2 separate regions of the Homo sapiens genome follow, and region 2 is linked to region 1. A link is an interaction called in ENCODE POLR2A ChIA-PET data of the cell type or tissue named here. Cell type or tissue: GM12878. All regions are shown on one strand. Region 1 overlaps ELAVL2 (ELAV like RNA binding protein 2). Region 2 overlaps LOC101929563 (a long non-coding RNA gene).

Region 1 (8,000 bases):
AATAGTCACACACAGCACTGATTTTTACATGCTTAGGAAAAATTCCAAAACAGACTGATGGTGTTTGGGCTGGTGGGGGTATAAATGCTGAGTATAAAGGAAACCTATTTAAATACTACAGACACAGCTTCACAAACCTCAAGAACACTCTCTCTGAAGCAATAAAGAAAAGGAATCCTAATGGAACACAGTCCCCAGAGGAAATTGAGCTGTACATGGTTAAAGTTGTAAAGGCTATGGGTCAGATGGGAACCATGGCTACGAATTAAGTCAAAGAGGTACCCTGACAGAAATAAGTATCAATTTTGTTTTTGCTCAGGGACAGCTTATGCTACAGCAAACCACTCTGAGACCACAGGGCAACTTGCCCACCAATTAACAGATGGCTCCTAAAGAGAAGTACAAAATGGTGCAGCTCCTACGATTGCCACATTCATATCACACATAAGCATTTCTTCCCAAATCACCTCATCCAAAAGTTGAAGTGATTAGCTATTGTAATCCTCCAAATTTAAAATTCACGGATACTTTGAGGAAGATTTTGCTAAAAAGATTTTACCTAGACAATGATTCATTAGGACACAAAAGTAATGTGGCACCATCCACATCAGCATGGTATAGTAAACGCATTATCCTGCCGAATGAGCAGAGCACAGAGGCTTGTCTTGTCTTTTACCACTGACTTTAAAGTATATTAAAAACGAACTATCTAAATCATATACCCAGCAACTTAGTACATCTGACCATTGCTGCTAATTCTGGATACATCTTTCCTATGAAACAGGAAAAACCTAAACACAAAAATAATTTTAACATATTACCATTTTATCATCTCAAGTACTCTTAAATGTATAACAGGGTAGAGGGTTAAAAAAATCTTATTCAACAACACTTCAATTTTAATTCATCTTAAAAACTTTTAATGTGATGCTTTCTTTAATCTGCTGTTACTGAAGTTACTCGATTTGCTTATTCACATATCTGAGACCCACTCTTGGGGAAGGCGCTATGTTTTTATGGCACCAGATTAAACAATATGAAGGACCATCTGATGTGGGAAGTAACTTCTATACACAGAGCTTCTCAGCTATTTGGGCCACATTACATGCCCACTTGGCAAACACATTTTAAGATTAAGGCTAAGACAAGTGGATCAGAAGAATCCATCTTATTACCACAAAGGGGTCCCTAAGGAAAAGGAGGTTAGGAGTTTAAGGCCTCCAGCTAACTAGCCTTATGAATTTGAGATTGGGATCTCATCTGTGGGAAAAGAAACTGCACTAAAGGTACTCTCTGATGCTCGCCCCCACCTATTATTCTACCGTCTCCACCTTAAGTTTCACAAATAGATTCTGATGTGCGTGTTAGAATCACTCTTGTTAAAAGAGGTTCCTACAATGTAGAATGCCATACAAAATGTTAGGTATTCAATTACAAGTACACCACTCGAAGAAATGAATGTTTTACTAAATAACTAGTTTTTCAGCTCATTCCAATATTCAATAGCCTATGCTGTCAAGAGTTTTCCTATTTTGTTGCTGAAAACTTCTTCCTTGCTATTTCTAATGAAGGAATAAAATAGTTATATATTATAAACTAATCTCCTTTATTCAGGGAAAAACTTTAAATATGTATGCTGCCAGATCACTTACTAGCCCCTGTACCCAAACAGAATATAACCTATTAAGTGCTTATTCTAGTTATCCTAATTGACAACAACATTATTAAGGATTCTACTTAGATTATAAACTTTATTTTTCTCAAGCAAGAGTACTTTCTAGCAAGAAAACATATATATACTGAAATGGATCTTAACACAAAAGCCTACTATACTATTTTGGGCTTCTTTATCCTTCTCGCGCACCCCCCACGAAAAAAAATAAAAATAAAAATAATAATTAAATCTAATAGTAAAGGAATTAGAACTTTTACCTCATTATTCCCTACAAAGCTAATTTGTTCCTTCATTTGCACTCTCTGTCATTGTAATCTATGACTTAAAGAAAATGAAGCAAAAAAATTCTTTTAAAAATAAACAAACCAAAAAAACAGGCTGGGCACAGTGGCTCCCAAATACCAGCACTTCGGGAGTCTGAGGCTAGAGGATCACTTAAGCTCAGGAGCTCAAGACTAGCCTAGGCAACAATAGGGAGAACCTGTCTCTACAAAATATATAAATTAGCTGGGCATAATGGCACATGTCTGCGGTCCCAGCTACTCGGGAGGCCAAGGTGGGAAGATCACTTGAGCTTGGGAGCTTGAGGCTTCAGTGAGCTGTGATCACACCACCACACTCCATCCTGGGCAGTGACAGAGCAAGACTCTGTCTCAAGAAACAAATAAAATACAAATCAAATAACCAGGAACTATGGTAGATTTTTACAATCCCCAAAGAAGAATGTTTTCTGAATGTATAATCTACAGCCAAATTAAGATATTATACAAAGATTTTCTGTGTAATCCTCTATAACCTGGTATTATCTTGGCCAGGTCATTCCCCTGCCCTACCCACCACCATCTTTTCACTTTAAGCTACCTGAACAGATATCCCATTCAAATCCTTTAGGTGTACACAAACATCTTAATAGGTTGCAAAGAAGAACACAAAATTGACTAGATTCTTTTTTGAACAATTACATTTACAATTCACCATCAATGACTTACTTGCTGGGAAAAAAAACATACTGTAATAAAGGTAAAACTAGACTTGCATCTTTTCAAGGAGAACCAAAGACTGTCCAAAAACCTAATGATGACATATACTACTTATCCCATAGGACACAGAAATATAATGCCTGTAAGCATACACATGTCCCTACATGGCTGGAAACCAAAAGCGTTAACTGAAGGGTTTTAAAGAAATGACCACTAAATAAGCAGAGGAGATAAATGTAGGTCATTCAGAGGCAAATCTGTTTTACCACAAGATATATGGCTCTCCTTAGCTACTAAAAGCAATGGGAGTCACCAAACATTACTGACCTCTGAAGACTAAAAGCTAGAGATGAAACATTCAAAAAGACCTGCTGTGTGAATGCTACTGCTAGTAGTCATCTCAGTCATTCTTCAGGTTGTTCTTGCTCACACTCAGTGAGCAAAGTAGTGCCCAAGAAACATAATCAAAAGGGGGAGGAAGTCACAAGAGATGACTTGGAAGGGAGGATCGGTATCTTCACTGCACCTACTATTTTCAAAATTAAATTCAAACTTTGCTTTCCTCCAACACTAACAAAGTGACACAAATATGAGTAAATTGTTTGAAAGGCACTGACAAGTGACTTTATTTACAAAATATGCATACATACATACACACCTCTCAAAACAAACTCCTTTACCAATAGCTATGGCAAGTTCACAACAGGGGCTTCTAACCAATTACAAAAGTTATTCTCTTATAGGTCAAATTGAGACCAATACAAAATTAATAAGCTTACTTTTGAGTTAAAAAACACTGATAGAAAAAGATAAAAAATATGAATTACATAAATATTGTTTCAATGGAGTTCTAGATTGTACACTGACTCTACCTAACTGGCACAAAGAAACACACTGGAAGAGTCACAGAGCGTTTTCAGAATGAGTAAGGGCTGGGAACCAGACTTCAAGGAGTTAAGTAGTAGGAAGTAAAACTACCCCCACCTCAGAACAGAGAGGTGAGTCATCATCACCATCTTATCCTTCTATCACTTCCTTGAGACCCTAGGTCCTGAGATAAAATGCCTAATTGACTTTACTTCGGTTCCTTACTGGCTGCTTGCCTATAGGCAGGCAGAAAGAGAGAGGACCCACCCAACTGGCTTCTGGAATTAGCTTTTTCCCATCAGCAATATACTAAGAAAGAGAATTCCCCAATACAGAAGGACCCTAATGAAATGTAAGACTGAGACAAGTTTGTCTTGGATCCACGAACATCCTTAGAAGTCTTTCCATGTAAACTGAAAAAGAAAAAAAAAAAAAAAAGCCTCTCTCATTTCTGTTCAAATAAATGACTGCATCCAATATTAATCATCAAATGAAATAATCAACAAATCATTAGTGGACCAGACTATACTTTACATCTTCGCTCAACAAAACAAGCACCAATTTAGAACATCCTGCATTCCACCTTCACAGTATGACAATTCCCTCCTTCTCTACCTCCCTTGAACCATGAGGTATACCACAAGAAGTTCCACTAGCCGAGTACAGTAGTCCTCCACCCCCTACCTTATCCTTGGGGGTTACAAGACCCTCAGTGGATAACTGAAACCACAGATAGTACTGAATCCAACATAATATACACTACTTTTTTTTTTCCGATCTGTTAAGATGGATTCTAAGTGATTAAAGGACAGGGAACATGTACCAGCCATGGATAATGTGGACAAAGGGATGATTCACATCCTGGGCAGGAAGGTGCAAAATTTAATCACGATACTCTGAATGGTGAGCAACTCAAAACTTATGGATTGTTTATTTCTGGGATTTTCCATTTAATATTTTAACACTATGGTTGACCACCAGTTAACTAAACTGCAGAAAGCGAAACTGTTGATAATGGGAGGACTACGGTATTTCATGGCACAGGCTCTCTTCAACAGATAGTCACCACTTGAAATCAAGAACTTAACACTGGCTGATATTCTCCAGCACACCCAAAGCTCAGACAAAGACTACTGAACAACTGGTTAAGCTTGAGTCATCTTTAATCAAGACAAGACCTTACAGCTCCAGAGGTAGAAGACCTTCCTCATCTCAATCAGAGGCTTTTGGAAACTCCCTACAAACATGAGTGCAAAGTAGGCAGTGGGGATAAGTCTACACAAAGCTTGCATTAAGACTTACCCATGAAGTATTCACCTTTTTCATTATTTTAAACTCTTACAACCCAGGGGAGGCTTTCTGTTAAGCCCCAACACAGGAAATTGCTTTTCAGTTGTCAATAGCCAACGTCTGAAAATAAATCCAGTCACTAAGTGTGGAATGATGTACTTGCAGCCAACATGCATTTGGCTGATGCCAACAGAGAAGGCAGGAGGCCAAGATATAAGACCTAAATTTTTTTTTTTAAAAAAAGGACTGTTCTACTCAGTAACAGAATCTGAAATAATGCAAAGGCAGAAATAGGCCACAAACCACCTGCCTCTCTAGCTTCAACATACATCAGCATCTGTCTCCCAAGGTTGCTTCAGAAAGATATTTAAGTTTTCTCTAACTACAATAATTGTTCCAGTGGTCTAAAAAAAAGAAATGGCTCTGTCCTGTGGGTTTCTGGTTGGGTGGTTGACTGTTATATTGATGGGGGGCTTCCTTGAGGGGTAGGGGGAAAGAGTACTAGGGAAGGGGGAGAAAAAAATGGAAGAACTAAAACTACAGAAGAGAATTTCTAACTCGTCGCTCTTTGACTCTGATTGAGGAATGGCTTTCTGCCAAGATTTCCTTCAAGTGCTCAGCAGAGAATGAAGTGAGGTAACGAGAAGTAGTCTGGGGATGTTACACACTGTGTCCTGTGTCCCAAGACCCCACACGGATGTTTGTCCCTGGATGCTCTGACTCTCTGGGAGAAAAGAGTAGAAAAGTATGAAGGCAGAGAAGACTTCCAGGGAGCAAAACTACTTGGGTTCTTCTTTCTGACCCACTGTACATACACCAACTGCCTCTTCCTCCAGGTAACTTGCCAAGATGGGGAGTGATAAGAGATTGAAGGCAATTTTCAAAAGAATAAAACAAGCTTGAAACCAGGCAGAACAACTGCAAAGGGGGTAAGATGAAGTCCCTGCAAGTAGTCAGCAATCTGGCAAAATATTGCACAAATTCAGTATTTTAATTGGACGTTTCTTTTACGGGGAATGTGGCATGAACTAAATTTGAAGCCAGGCTACTTATTTCAGGGGGAGGGGTTGGTCCCTAAAGCCACTTGGAGAGGAAGAGAAATAAAACATACAGAAGAGTCTACAGCCCAAGGGGAAAAAAACTAGTATCTCCTGAAAACAATTATCATAATTTACTTTCAAAATACTTTGGTATATCAAATGTTGTATGATTTCATTTATATGGGGTACCGAGAATAGGCAAATTCATAGAGACACAGAAAATATAATGGTTACCAAAGGCTGGGAGCAAAGGAGGTGGGTGAGGAGTTACTGTTTGATGGTTACAGAGTTTCTATCTGGGATGATGACAAGGTACTGGAAATGGATAAGGGTGACGGCTGCATAATACTGTGAATGTGCTTAATGTCACTGAACTGTAAACTTGAAAAGGTTCAAATGATAAATTTTATGTTATATTTTGCCACAATAAAAACATTTCTTTTTAAAGTTTAGAATTAATCTGATGACACGTGTGCACCAGCCATTTAAGCTTTAATTCTGGGTGGTCATCTAACATACTATCATTAATGCACAATCCAGGATTAGTTAACTAGTATAATACAAGTAGGCTAAAATTCAAGTGACTAGTGTAAGCCTACATACTATCCATACCTAAATCAACAACCAATTCTCTGCTGATTCACCTAATGGATGTCAAAATAGGGTTTTGTTCTGTAAGCCAGTTATTTGTTAATTAGCATAACGAGTGTTAGAAATGGAGTCTTACCGGTAAAATTAAAGGAGTTCAAGATACGCAGATGGGCTAAATTAGTTTAGAGACACTTCCCACCTTCGTATAAACAGGGCACAAAATCCAAGGTGGCATAATCCAAGGTGGTTATATCTTTATGGAGAGAACCCCTAAATGTTAAATGGTCCTGGGTTTCAGTCTTTGTTTAAAGGGATTTCTTTTTGCATGATGCAAAGTGAGGGTGCAGAACGTGACTTTTGGGATATTGTTAGCCTCCGGTGAACATTTCATTTAAAGTGTGTTCAAAGCACTTAAAAAAGAAGAGAGAAGTGGGACTTTACCAAGCTTTCAGAAAAGGCTTCTCCATCAATTTGGTCCTGCTTGCTAGATAGAGGTTTCTATGTGTGGTGGGATCTGGCCTGAGACCTTCTTTCATTATAATCTATAGAGCAACTAACGCTCACCCTTCCTCCTTTGGTGCCTACTAACAACTACGCAAAATTACCTAAGAGCTGTTATTCACTATACTAACAGGTCCATTTAATAAACCCAGTCTCAAGGAGTCACTGGTCATGAACACAGTGGCCTCCAAGGGTACTGTCTTAAAAAAGGAAAAAAAAAAAAAAGACTCTTTAAAAGTCGGTTGTCCAACTATAAAGGCTAGGAAAGAATATTAGACATCCTCCTTACTTTGATGGCTATATCCAAATATATTGTTTTCTATAAGCATTCAGAGAACTAAAATATCAAATAGAGTAAGAAACTAACCCCAGAAGATTCCATATTCTACTTTTAAGTAGCACATCAGGACTAGCTTTGTATGTTCTAGAGCTGGGGATATAATGGAATGTTATCACGCCTTTTTGCAAAGGCTCCCAATTTCCAGCACTTAAAAAAATACACATATTGATATAAAACACAGTAACAAATCGGTATTAACAATTCTGTATTTTAATCCTATTCCAATATGTATAAAAGGGCTTACCCCCATAAAAAAAGGACAACAAATAATAAAGAATATAAAGGTCTAAAAACAAACCTGGTATAACATTGTTAGATTTTAAGATATTAGATCCCAAATCATTCTACTTGAGAAGGTAGTACACTGTCTGCACCATATAATGGCAAAATCACTTGGCACCATGTTTAAAAAGAGCTAACCTAATACTCAGGTTCACAAAAGAAAAAAAAGACAATTTTAGAGGCAGGATTTGGGAAGTCATTTAGGAGAGCCCTTGTCTACATGAGAAGATGTCAATTGATTTGATACACCATCAGTCTCTCATTTATATTCAAAATGTTTAGATACATTTAAAGTAGAATAAGAGCAAACTACAATTCATTTAAATGGAATGAAAAAAGCTCCCATGGCTTACTTAGTACCAGGGTTAGGAAAAAGGATTCGTACGACAGTACCCTTGGAGGCAACTCCTTAAGACTGGATTTAAAGCATTAAA
Region 2 (8,000 bases), 98 kb before region 1:
GTACTACTAAGATTTGGGAATTTATCTTTTATGCCCTTATAATACATCCTAGCTGTACATATGGCAGCACTAAGCATCTATACCTGAAAATATTCTTTAGAGCAAAGATACCCCACAAGGGTCTCCAGGTGTTTTGGAAAACTATAATATAGTAATGAAAAGTCCGTAGCTATGTTCAATATTCAAAATGCCTAAAGAAAATTCTACATTTAGGTTTCCAGGCTAATTAAAACATCAAGCCTCTCTGCTTTTGGCTGCGATGCATCACTTGAGCTAGCAGCACTGGCCAACTCGTGCCAGTCAGGAGCCTGGAGCTGCAGTATGGCCAAATAAATATCCCTGTAAAATGCAGCTTGTTTAGTCAACAAAAATCTCTCATTACATGAAATAATAGAAGTGATACCTGGTGGTACAAAGATTTGGAATCACTGCTCTCACATACCATATCGATATAGTTGGGTCCCTTCATGTTATTTTTTTCCTTAAGGAAAATGGGCATCATAACAATGAACGATTATATAAAAGCAGATTCAAAAATTACTAAGGTATCAATGGATATTATTTTATCTTTCTGAAAGCACCAAGAATAGATCTGGCTGACGCTATTAACCAATTGGATGACTTTGGGCATGTTATTTAAATCTTTCAGAACCTAAATTTCCTCAATGGTATAAGGGGGCTTCTTTCATTTGCCTACGGTGGCCCTCAGGCTTGGGGGCCACCAGCACTAGCAGGAGTGCTTGTTAAAGAAGACCGCTGGGGCCCACCCCACTTCCATTCACCAGGTCTGGAGTGGGGTCTAAGAATTTGCATTTCTAATAAGCACTCAAGTTTAACAGGTTTCTCCAGAGAAAGAGAACCAACTGGGTGGGTGGGTGGATAGGGGTGTGTGTGTGTGTGCGTGTTTGTGTGTGTGTGTGTGTGTGTAAAGAGAAAAAGGGAGAGAAGGGAGAGATTGACTGATTTCAAGGAGTTGGCTCCCACAACTGTGGGCCTCGCAAGTTTAACATTTTGCAGGGCAGGCCAGTAGGGTGGAATTCCAGTAGGAGTCACTGTTCCAGTCTTCAGTCTGAAGGTAAACTGGAACGGAATTCCTCTCTTCTGGGTTTCTCAATCTTTTCTCCTAAGGCTTTCAGCTGATTGGATCAGGCCCACCAGAATTATGGAGAGTAATCTGCTTTACTCGAAGTCTACTGATTTAAATATCAATGACATCTAAAAAATAACTCCATAGCAACATCTAGACTGGTGTTTGAGTAAACAAGTGGGCATAATGGCCCAGTCCAATTGACACCCAAAATTGAACACCACATCAGGTGCTGCTGAAGTCCTGGTATTCCTGAAAGCCACTGCCCTACAGGACAGCGATGAAGATACATAAGCCAAGCCAAGTAAAATCATCTAGTAGCAATGGGCTTTTAAATTATAATGGCCTCTTCTACTCCTCTTTTCAGGCTATTACTTTTTTTTTTTGGAGACAGTTTCACTCTTGTCGCCCAGGCTGGAGTGCAATGACGTGATCTCGGCTCACTAGAACGCGGGCTAATTTTTGTATTTTTTAGTAGAGATGGGGTTTCACCGTGTTGGCCAAGCTGGTCCGGAACTCCTGACCTCAGGTAATCCACCCGCCTTGGCCTCCCAAAGTGCTGGGATTACAGGGGTGACTGGGATTACAGGTGTGAGCCACCACGCCCGGCCTCAGGCTTTTACATTTTTAACCCATCAGAGAAACCACACTTTTCACTCCCCAAATATTTGAGAGAATATTCTTGAAAAGAGAATGTTAAAATGCATACCTGTGGCTGCTTCCTAAATTCGATTACCCAATTTCTGGATTACCCCCTTGTTTCTATCAACTGAGCCCCTTTTCTATTCCGTAAGTATAAAAACCAAAAGTTTAATGACATTACTGAAGTCACCAAATCTCAGATTCGACAGACCACCGACACTAAAACAAGGTTAGTATGGTTTTCCACCTATGCCTACGATTTCTCAAACCTTCATGGATAGAAACGTAGAAACCTCAATTTCAAAATTAATGCTCATATTCTGACCAGGCGGTTAATAATTACATGTTACATAAAGGGGGTGAATAATTTTGTATGTTGCAAAGTTGTAAAATGATATTAAAAATGCTAATTTATCTAAGAGAGTTGTTTCCTACTAGGATTACATTCTTGCTTTTTTTTTTTTTTTTTAACACATTTTAAAAATCTGCACTTCACAGCAGTTAGGAAGTATCAGAATCTGGTTCTGATTTAATCAGATGAGAAGTAATTCAGCTTCAGGCCATAATGACACTTGGTGGGAGAGGTCGGGAGGCTTTCACACATTTAAAAAAAAAAAATACAAATCTCTTTCACTCTTCCCTTGAACTTTCACTCTGCTTGATACTATTCCTAGATTTTAATTCCAAATTCTCCCAAGGGCAGAGAAAAGCCATCTAATGTGTTAGAATGTAAGATATCTTTAATAAGGTTTTCATGATACCAGATTCAAATAAGCCACTGTTTAAAAACTTATTTTGGCAAGGGTGGCAATAAAAATATTTATATAGAGACATACATCCACACACACCTCTATTTACTCATCCATCCACACACACACATCCTTTTTTGACCAACCAAACTCTTTTCTTACCAAAAACATTTGGATAACCCTTATCTAAATTATTATTTTACTTCACAAATTTTGTTCCACAGTTTCTTGTTATAGGGATTAGGAAAAAAAAATCAATCAGCTGGGGGGAACTCTAGATTTAAGAAGCTCCATTATTTTGGAAAGTCTCTGATATTTTAATACGCTGATACGTGCTGCGACTTTTATTAAAATGTGTGTGTGACTGTGTGTATTCACTATTTCCCAAACTTATTTGTTCATCAACTTTTGTTCCCTGTTCAGTACATCTCTCAATATTTAAGTTCTATTCAAACATGCAAGAAAATAGCTTAAAGATGTATTCAGGAAGAATTTACACTAACAGTTGATGGACTTCCATTAAAAGAAGCATCTGTAAATATTACGCTCTGTTTGTAAATTCAGGTCAGTAAGGCTATGTCTTCAACCGAGGAAGAAAGTAGAGTCTAAGCCTTAACAACGACTCTGCTTCTTCAGTTTTACTGCATTTGAAAAAACTTGTTTCCCTATAATAATGATGATGGTGTTTCAAATCCGTCTGGACAAATGGTATAACAATAGCTTAACACTCTAGGGAGACAACAAATGTCGTATGATAAAAGAACCCAAAATATCAACACTAGTCCTTTCTAGGTTAAGATTATGAGTTCTTTCTTCTTCACGCTGTTCTGCATTTTGTAAATTCCCTGAAATGAGCTATAACTTTTCTAATCAGAAAATAAATATAAGTATCATTTTAAAAGGTAGTCTAATATATTTTCTTAGGGGATATTTCATAACATAAATAGTTACAATGCCATGATTTTTATCGTCATAACCAACCAGAGAATACAGAAAACCTAGATCAGAAATTAAAACTAAAATATGAAACATGTCCCAAAAGTGCTAACCTTGCCTCTGTTTTGTCATCATATATGAGCTGCTCTTCATTAAGAAAGGAGAATCTTCACTTTCACAGGAAATGTGCAGCAAACTACTAGAGAGCTATGTTTTCACCTAACTAGAACTTGGATGAGGAAAAAAAAGAAAACCATTAGCATTATAGCCAATAATTTACTTTCAGAACAGTCATTTATGGAACAGTTTCTAATATCTGTGGTAGGCTGGATAACAATTACAACAACCCCCCCTCCCCATCCCTGGCCCCAAAACACACACACACACACACACACACACACACACACACACACACACACGATATCCATGTCTTAATTTCTGGAGTCAGTGAATCTTACCTTATATGTTAAAAAGGATTCTGAAGATACGATTAAGGATCATGAGATGGGGAGATTATCTTGGATTATCTGGGTGAACTCTAGATATAGTCAGGTGTGTTCTTATAATAGGGAAGCAGAAGGCAACGTGGTGACACAAGAGAAGGCCTGTGGTCACAGAGACTGGAGTGATGCAGCCACAAGCCAAGAACTTGGGCAGCCACCAGAAGCTGGAAGAGGGAAGGAACAGATTCTCCCTTAGAGACTGTGAGAAGAATGGCTTCCAGGGGGAGGTGTGGTTCTGTGAAAGCACTGATTTTAGCCCAGTGGAACCACTTCACAATTCTGGCCTCCAGAACTGTGAGGGAATTAATTTCAGTTGTTTTAAGCCACCAAGTTTGTGGTAATTTGTTACAGAAGCCATAGAAAACCAATGCAATACCCCAGTCGCAAGTAGGCAAGTGGTCTTGACTTCTGCAAGGCTGGGGAGACAGACCTTCTGGCTGATTGGATCTTGAAGACAATCCCCACCTTTGGTGACTATTCCTCCACCCTGGTGCAGGGATGAGCAGGGCACTGGCTTGCAAGCTCTGGGTGCAGTTCCTTTTAGTCGCACTGTTGAAGTGTGTTAACTAAATCTGACAGACGTGAATCTGGTCACGTGAATACCTGGGATAATGTCCGTTTATTATTAAACACATCATTTCCTGAGATTCTTAGCTTGATGTTTAAAATCATCTCTCTTGCTAGGAAATTAATAAAATATGCATCTGACACAATTATGTCCACACCTACAATCCTGATGTCAAACAAAAAGCCCCACAAATCTAGAAACTAGAGAACGTTGTATATAAGAAACAGGTGAGAAAGAGGCAACTCACTAAGCTTATTGATTAAACTTTGAAAGAATAAAACATATACTGTGGGAAACATCGGCAATTGAAGGAACAATTGCTGTACTTGTGAATCAAATTCATTCCACTTAAGAGCTCCATGATCTCCAAGTAGTACCAGAATTGAAAAGAAGTTATTGCATTTAAAGGTTTAATTTAAATTTAGGTCCTTCAACAGCAAGTTCAATGATTTATCATACTGATTGAATTCTAATTCTCTTACAATGTTGAAATCTAAAAAACCATTTCCTTCAAACACTAGTGCCACTGAGAAACACACTTATAGAACTCCTTAATCCTCCAAAAATAATGTAACACATGCATCATTTAATTCAACGAGGCAGTGTTATTGTCATATAGTGATAAAATTAGTAGTTCTATGCCAAAGAATACCTTGGGCATAGGAGGCATGGTATTTTTTTCTGGTAGTCTTCCAGAAAACCTGGCGTAGCAAAATGACAAAGTATTGATGGCTTAATATCATAAATATGGAACGAATTATATATAACTTACTAGAAAACAGAGTAACAATCTAAATAACTCACGTTTCTTCAAGAGGGACTTAATTCCCTTTCCTAATACCTCACTCTATACCACGCTCTACATAAAAGTGGCTTACATCACTTGAACCCAGGAGTTTGAGACCAGCCTGGACAACACAGGGAGACCCTGCTGCTTTTTTTGAGAGGGAGTCTCGCTCTGTTGCCCAGGCTGGAGTTGCATTGGAGTGCAGTGGGGCAATCTCGGCTCACTGCAAGCTCCACCTCCCGGGTTCACGCCATTCTCCTGCCTCAGCCTCCCCAGCAGCTGGGACTACAGGCGTCTGCCACCACACCTGGCTAATTTTTTTTGTATTTTTAGTAGAGACGGGGTTTCACTGTGTTAGCCAGGATGGTCTCGATCTCCTGACCTCGTGATCCGCCCACCTCGGCCTCCCAAAGTGCTGGGATTACAGGCGTGAGCCACCGGGGAGACCCCGTTTCTATAAAAAATTTAAAAATTAGCCAGGCATGGTGGCATGTACTTGTGGTCCCAACTACTTGGGAGGCTGAGGCAGGGGGACTGCTTAAGCCCAGGAGGTCAAGGCTGCAGTATGATCGTGCCACTGCACTCCAGCCTGGGTGACAGAGCAAGAGCACACATCTAACAAAAAAAAAAATTAAATTAAAAAGTATATTACTATCTCAGTGTAAAGTAATGGGAATTCAAATCTCAATGTCGATTAATTTCAAATAAAGGTTGTGGCAGAGACTTGCTAGCTGTTCAAAACCCGTTTTGTCTTATTCATGGGTGCACAGCTAGACTAGATTTCCCAGCCTCACTTACAGTTAGCGTTGAACTAAGACTGTGGCCAATCAAATGCAAGTATAATAATGTGCATTGTTTCCTGGTCTGGCCCATATGCCCCCAAAGAAACAATTCTCCACATTCCTTACCTTTCTCTACCCCAGCCTCAGGAGCCATGTGTTCAAGAAGACCGGCAGAGCCACAAAATGGAAGGAGCCTGGAGGAATAAATATATTTGATTGGCACTGATTTCTTGCAGTAGCTAGCATTAGCTTTACTATACATTGGTTTTGCTTTATTTGTTAACTTATGTATTGATTCAGTTAAAACAAAAACACATTGGGTACTCAAAACATGACAGAAAACAAACAAGTGACTCACCCTGAAAATTCAGCAAGTAAAGGAAACAATGTAACTAGACAAAAATCCAATGATGCACAGTCCTGAGTCCTACGAATGAAATGTGTACAGAGTTCTGGAAGTTTTTGTGGAAATGGGAGAATGAAGCTAGCTTAAGTTGATTCTTGAAGTACAGACAAGGCAGGGGCGTTTCCAAACACAGGAATAAGCTCACGCAAAAGCCGCAAGGTGTCCGATGATTGTGGGCCCTGTGGGGATGCAGTGGTGGCAAGAAGTAAGGGACGGGGCTCCATGTACAGGCAGGGGAGCCGTAACTGCAGGCTTGGTACTCTCAGCAACACCCTTCACACACTAGTACCACTGCCCAATAATGTTAATACCACTGCCCAACAATGTTAGTACCTTTGCTGGGGAGACTGGACTTTATTCCGAAGGCATTTCCTGAATGGAAAATCACAGTCTGGTAGGCACAGACAGAGTTAAAACTGTGATTTGAGAAAAACATCCACGTACCAGGTAGAGAATACACTTTTCCCCTTAAGGGATGTGGTAGTTAAGGAAGGCAAAGAACCAGTAATAGGTAGATTAAGTTTACAAGTTACTGGATTATTACATCTCAAATCCAAGGTTTTGTACAGATGACTTTTAACCCACCTTCTAAAATATACCCAGGGTAATCGTTTCCAAAAACGACATATTCAGTTAGGCAAATTACTCCTTTACAAATCTAGACACTTCATCACTTTTTATACATCCCTATTAGACATTAATCACAGAGTATTTCTATCTCATGTCTCTTTTTAAATTCATATTGAAGGAGAGAAGAAAAAACGAACAGAAAGGACAACAAATACAGAGTTAATATCGCATCTATCCAGAGCTTAGCTGTCAAGCAACGATACGCAGGAGAACCATCCAAAAAGTGAAAAGGTCTCTGACAGGTGAAGACAGTTGTCACACTGGCTAGTGACTAAAGATGTGGCAATTTTCCCATAGGAAAAGCTCTCAAAACCTTATTTTGATAGTCAAAATCATGTGAAAATCCCTCAAAACCTTATTTTGATAAAGCTGTATAGAAAAGGTAAGTATCCAGGTTTTTAAAAAATTAAGACTTTTTTAGAGCAGTTTTAGGTTTACAGCGAAAATGTGTAGAAAGTATATATACTCCTCCTTCCCACCCTGATATATGCAGTTTTCCCTACTATTAACCTCTTGCATTAATGTGGTATATTTTGAAAATTCGTGTACGACTATGGATATATGATTAACTTAAGTCCATTGTTTACATTAGGATTAACTGTGTTGCACATGCTACGGGTTTTGACAAATGCATAATGTCATGTAGCTACCTTTAATGTCATACAGAACAGTTCCACCACCCTAAAAATCCCTTGACTACCAATTCATCTCTCTGTTCCTCTCACCCCCTGCCACTCTGGAAATCACTGATGTTTTTATTGTCTCTATATAGTTTTGCCGTTTCCAGAATGTCATATAGATGGAATCATATAGCATATAGCCTTTTCACAATGGTTTCTTTCACTTAGTAGTATGCCAGTTCCATGTCTTCTCATGACTGGATGGCTCGTTTCTTACCACGAAGAGTACT

Evidence for each region. Peaks named below come from ENCODE experiments on the same cell type or tissue, not always from the same donor. Only the 100,000 strongest peaks of a DNase experiment are listed, where the experiment ranks them.
Region 2: POLR2A ChIA-PET joins it to region 1 with 11 read pairs; 2 of 35 experiments call an interaction of 5 or more read pairs at or near these places.

Annotation. Positions count from the first base shown.
Region 1 is chr9:23,742,877-23,750,876 of GRCh38, forward strand. The region is part of intron 2 of ELAVL2 (ELAV like RNA binding protein 2); the gene reads right to left. Among named protein-coding and RNA genes, the nearest start is that of ELAVL2, 79 kb to the right of the region's middle. RefSeq lists an enhancer at 4,299-4,798. In GM12878, no CTCF peak of the experiment used is centred here; a DNase peak (open chromatin) is centred at 3,652.
Region 2 is chr9:23,644,817-23,652,816 of GRCh38, forward strand. It overlaps LOC101929563 (a long non-coding RNA gene), which reads right to left. Exons shown (of 28, transcript NR_121602.1): 6 at 6,181-6,248; 7 at 4,383-4,520; 8 at 3,873-4,081; 9 at 3,528-3,643. Among named protein-coding and RNA genes, the nearest start is that of ELAVL2, 180 kb to the right of the region's middle. In GM12878, no CTCF peak of the experiment used is centred here; no DNase peak of the experiment used is centred here.